2 separate regions of the Homo sapiens genome follow, and region 2 is linked to region 1. The links are chromatin contacts, found by Hi-C in ENCODE. All regions are on one chromosome and are shown on one strand. The core of a region is the stretch at or near the end of the contact, and the rest is flanking DNA. Distances in the headings are between cores, read along the strand shown.

The links. Hi-C counts contacts between places; a loop is a spot of excess contacts on that map. Pooled maps may share reads with other maps.
Region 2: a pooled map shows a loop between it and region 1 (2.2-fold over the local background). The contact joins the enhancer-like site here to the promoter of AGTPBP1 in region 1. A Hi-C loop is called at or near these places in 2 of 50 pooled maps.

Annotation. Positions count from the first base shown.
Region 1 is chr9:85,740,525-85,743,224 of GRCh38, reverse strand. AGTPBP1 (ATP/GTP binding carboxypeptidase 1) reads left to right here and starts at 1,271. Exons shown (of 26, transcript NM_001330701.2): 1 at 1,271-1,450. RefSeq lists silencers at 948-1,547, 1,618-1,937 and an enhancer at 2,108-2,257.
Region 2 is chr9:83,471,071-83,473,770 of GRCh38, reverse strand. The region is part of intron 1 of FRMD3 (FERM domain containing 3); the gene reads left to right. Among named protein-coding and RNA genes, the nearest start is that of FRMD3, 66 kb to the left of the region's middle. RefSeq lists enhancers at 39-128, 179-338. Within about 2 kb of position 1,395, at least 9 of the 41 ENCODE cell types and tissues checked have a DNase peak (open chromatin) inside an H3K27ac peak, as active enhancers do.

The sequences.
Region 1 (2,700 bases), core at 22-2,521:
AGTTTCAGGTATATTACATACATATTTAGCATTATTGTAAAATTATTACATTATTATTGGGTATTTTCAGATAATACGTTTCTGATTGGGTGGTTTGGGGTGGTGGTTGTTTCAAAATTATTTTAAATACCGTAACCTATCTTTTAGTGCTCACGATGAGGGAAACTACGATGTTTATAAAATGGCAGTTTCTTGTTCATCTGAATAAAGACATCTACCAAGGGCAAACTGTAAGAAGCACTGTGGTGTACCTTGGGTTACTTTTTGAATTGCTTTCACACCTGCTTAATTTTATTTGAACAAGATCATAAAACAAAACAAAAATCTCACAGTTCTCAATGCATTCCCTTATCTAGTTGTGATATTACATTCCTTACCATAAACAGTAGCAAACATGTTCTTGTGCAACGTGAAAAAGTAAATGATGTCAGTATTTATTTGCAATACATTGCAGTACACTGAAGTACAGTCAAAACAGAAGGGGGTGTATTAGTAATTTCTCTGACACATTACTTTGGCTCAGATAAAACATTCCGCCTTTGCCTTCAGTAGCCAACTTAGCATTACCGTTTTGATTATATGCAGGCACTTTTTCAAAAAACAGTAAATCAGCATGCTATTTTGTTCGCTGCAGCACTAGGCATCTAATTTACTGAGATTTGGCCACAAGGTGCAATCCTGTTGTTTTCTGGGAGCCCGATTGTAGTAACAGCATGTCCCTTCCAGCCTCTTATTATGGACCCTCCTTGAGGTCAGGAAAGGTCTAAGCTTTACCGCAGTCCCCAGCGTTTGATGCGACCCCGGGATCACGTGGGGAGCTTTAAGAACCCTTCCTAAGAAAGTGACTGATTGATGGCGGGGGAGGGGGTGGGCGCGGGCTTAGTTCCGGGAAAAGGCTGGGGCCCTCGTTGGGAGTGTACAGAAAGATGACTTGAAGAACGTGGGGAGTCGCTCGCAGTTCGGTACGGAGGGGCGGTGGCCGGGGCTGCTGGGTACAAGGGACCGGCAGCGCGCGGAACACCCGCCCCTAATTCCCGCTCCCGTGCGCGCTCCGCCCCCACGCGCGCGCTCCCTCCCGTCAGGCGCGCAGAGAGGCGGGGCGCAGCGCGCACGGAGGTAACAAGGGACGCGGCGGGAAGAGGGCGTGCGCTCCGCCCCGCCCCTTTCGCGGCCTCGCACGCCCCGCCCCCACTCCCTGCGCGTGCTGGGAGCCGGCTGGCAAGGCGTGCGGTGGGCGGGGCGCCGCGCTGACGTTGCCCGGGATGCGGACAGGTTCCGCCGCCTCCAGCGCCGCCGCCGCAGCTGCCGCCGCCGCCGCCTCCGCCTCGCCTGCCACCGGGGTTTGTATGAAAACACCGGGCGGCGGGCGGCGAGGGATCCGCCGTGATCCAGGTGCTGAGCCGGGTGCTGCGGCTCTGCGCGGTCCCCGCCAGCGCCCCATCCTGAGCCGGTGAGCGCCCTGCTGCAGTCCTCATGTCCCGGCCGGCCGTCCCTCTGCTCTCCCCGGGCCGCGGGAGATGCGAGCGACGGCGCCCGGGGGTAGGAGGGGCGACCCCGGATCCCTGCGCCCCTTACCTGACGGGTTGTGTAACGCATGTTACACATGTGACGCGTGAGGGGAACGCACTCGGTCTTGAGGGAAAGCCCTGACGGGGTGGGGCTTTGACTGGGTCTGGAAAACGCCTTCCCCAGTCCCCGGACCCTCGGTGGATCCCCGTCCCAGACCTTGCGGAGGGTATCGGGCGCGGTCTCTGGGCGGAGGCCGCCCTTTCTGCTCAGCCCTTTCTCTCGGGCCCGAGCTCGCGGCGCCGCGGGGAGTCCAGCCGAGGGGCTGCAGGGCCGGGGGCGGGCGCGCCCAGCCCCGCTCTCCCCCGCCCCAGTGGTAGCGGGCCGCTGAATCGCGGGCCCCTGTGCTTCGAGAATTCTAGCGTTCCCGACTGAGCGCCAGCAAGGTGGGATTTGCTGTGACATCGGCGATGGGCACGTTTGCTTCCTCTCGCTGGGTGGTTTGAGCTGAAGTGTGTCTTCTGTTTACAACTTGTCGCCTTGAGCGTTTGGTTTGAACCTGAATCAGATCACCCTGGATGACAGTGCAGAGTTTCCTTAGTGTCTTCCTTCCTGAATTGCGGGTTCTCAATTGCAAGTGTTCAAGGACTGTTGTAACCCAAAGGCTTGCTCGACTCTACCGTTGTTTTACCCCTTGTGCGGTATAAACCTCTTACGAGCACCAGGGCAATTGGAGTTGGTTGGGTTCCTTTCTTGGGCGTTTACTCATTGTAGAATGGAGTTTTCATGCATCATAGTGTAATCGATGTGAATGTTGATAATTTAAAGCCCATTTCCCGTTTTAACATAGCTTACTCAAGTGCCTGAAGATAGCGGAAATTTTCTTTGGCAGTATTAATTCTATGTGGGTTTTTTCCTTCAGGTGTTTAACATTGTAGTTGTGTTTAATTACAATGCATGACAATTTGTAGTTAGAAAGGACCTTAACAGTCTTCTTAATCGGTCATTTTCACTTACCTTTTATGTCCGTTTTTTAAGCTTTATGTAAATCAAATTATCCTTTGTGAACTTCTGAATTATTCTTATAAACTGGTTGTCTGAGAAAACCGGAAAGTTATTTTTGTAATTGTATTGTGGAATGTTTTTAGTTCAGTAGGCCAAAAAAGAAATGATTTATTTAAGGAACTTTAAATG
Region 2 (2,700 bases), core at 146-2,645, 2.3 Mb after region 1:
CCATGTCTTTGGAAAGTGGACGTTGGCATAAATGCTTTCCTTCATGGGGGGTGAATTTTCCTACTTAAGTTCACTAGCTAGCCCGTGCATTCGCCCTCTTCCTCCTCTCCATGTTATTCTTGTTGGCGAAAGTGTATGATGTACTTTCTGTTTCTAAGATAGAAAATATGATGTACTTTCTGTTTCTAAGATAGAAAGTGTATGATGTACTTTCTGTTTCTAAGATAGAAAGTGTATGATGTACTTTCTGTTTCTACGAAACTTGGAGTTTACTTGTGGGGAAAGTCAAAGACACATGAACATTGAAATATTAGTAGAAACAATTAAATAGCAACAGAAGTTAATAAAAGGCGAAGGGCTAAATGGAATGCACAGAACCTGCTGTGGAAGGTAGGTGAGGGGAGGACTGGACCGGAGTCATGTGGAATGATTCTGTGGACCTAAGTATTGGGAGTTCTTGTGGATTTAGAGTTGGCAAGAGTGGGTGGACAAACTTGGCAGGGAGACTGGTGTGCACAGAGGCAGGGGGTTGGGAAGAGGCAAGGTGGGCCAGGGGCTTGAGATGTCGGTGTAAGAGTCTAGGGGCTGGAGTCCTGTGGGAGAGAAAGCTCAAATGCCAGTAGCCAGGTTGAGTTTGGGTATTCCATATACAAAGGGGGAACATCTAAGTCTTTGAGGAATATAATAATGATTGATTTTGGAGGTTAAACTGGCAGGATGCAGAAAGCGTTGGAAGGGGAAATATTGTAAGCATGGAGCCTGGGAGGTTTCGCCACAATCCTGGTGAGTGTGGCAGGGTTGGTGGCTGTAGAAGGGAAATGAAGAGGCAGATTAGAGAATAGTTTTGAAAGAACACTCGTGACTTGACTGCCTATGAGGAAAGCCTACTGGCATTTTATGCAAGTATAAATTATGTGCATTTGAGGTAGTCCAGCATAAAACTATCGAAAAAGATATTTTATATGAGAAATTTAGAAATAACCCCAAATCCTTTCTTCTCATCGGTGGCAGAGTCAACTCTCATGGCACAGGTTTTCACACTTTGAAAAATTGATCCATTCACACAAAAAGTGATTCTTTCAGTAAGAAAATCTGACTTTTCTGTTGACAGTATGCTTTATAAAGGTAGAGATATGTTCTCATGAAATAAAAGTCACCGAATGGATATTGTGCTGGCCCCTAGTGAGGAGGAGCTGGGCTGGGCTGGTGTGGCGTTCCTTTGGGTGGTGTTCTACTTTCCTGGTAGCATTATCATTGTTTCTGGCTCCAGAATGTCTCCTCTGTCACCTAGGTAAACACCAGTCAGGAAATGTCAGATCCCATGGGGTGACTGGGTGAGCCACTCACTCCCATGTATTACTAACCTTTGTTCCTGATGAGCGTTTCCTGAACTCTTTGGGGGCATGTTTCACGTGTGTGTCATAACAGATGTTCCTTGAAGAATTATGCTTGAGAAATGCTGCAGGTTTTATTTCCCTCACCCTGATCTTCTCTGCAGCTCATAGCACACATCAGCTTATTTATGGCTCTTGGGCAAGTGAGCAAACTAGTTTGACGTTGTTGACTCCAGCTTTTCCTATACTTATTTGACCATGGACCACTATTTTTGCACTATGCTTACTAAAATCTGAGCGGTGAGTTCTGGGGAAAATAGGGCTGGGAATGGAGTTTTTCCCAGTGGCATCTCTGGTAGCACCCTAGTCCCTTCAATGAATGAGCAAATGAATGTTCACGAGGCCCTTGCTCTGTGTTGTCACTATACAAGGTGATTTGCTTGTATTCTCACATTCAAACCTCAACAAGCCTCTTAGGTGGATTTAAGGATACAAGGCTCACATGAGTTAGGACACTTGCCCAAAGTTACATAGTTAGGAAATGACAGGCCCAGAGCTGGAGTCCAGATCAACTCCAAGTCCAGTGTGGGACGCCATTGCTAGCTCCCTGGTGAGAATTTTGGGTTCAGTCAGTAAAACAGCAGCCATTTCATCACAGAGGTTTCATACTTCACCACTTAAACAAATACAAATGTTTCTGTTGGTAAAATAAACCTCCCAGGTCTTCTCAGAGACCATCTAGCCCATTGTGGTCAGAAAAGAAGCTTTGAACAAGGTGAATTTGCAATGATTGGTTTTTAGCCCTTTTCCAGGGAGAGGATGAGTCCCTGTTCTTCCTGATGCTCTCTCTTCCTTTGTGTGGAGCAGTACGGGCTTTCCTGGACCTGCTCATCCAGCCTTGCCTCCCTGCATTCAGTTTCCCAAGCCGGTGTCCCACCCACCCTCACTGACCTGCAACTGTGTCCTCATGCCCTTCCCTTGTGAATGATAGCTCAAAATGGTGAAAGAGGAACTCAGTCATCTGCTGAGCATTATTGTGTAACGCTAGATATTGATATGAGAAAATGGAGCAGAGCCGTGAAGATAGTTGCCTGTTTTTCCAGTTGCCTAATGGGTTGTTAGACTCCCTGATAGACCTAGGAATTTACAAGTTGCCCAGAATGTTTCAATTTCTTTTTCCTGCTTCATCTTTTCAGTATTTGTGCCAGTTTGACCAGCAGAGCAGAAGGCCAGAGCCGTTCTCTGTGCTGTCAAATCTGTTCTGAGTGTATCATCTTGAGGGAGTACGTGTTGGTCCATCTTTTATTCTCAATTTCCTCTCACCTGTCTAGAGGCAGAGGGATGTCACCTTCTCCCCCCTAAAACT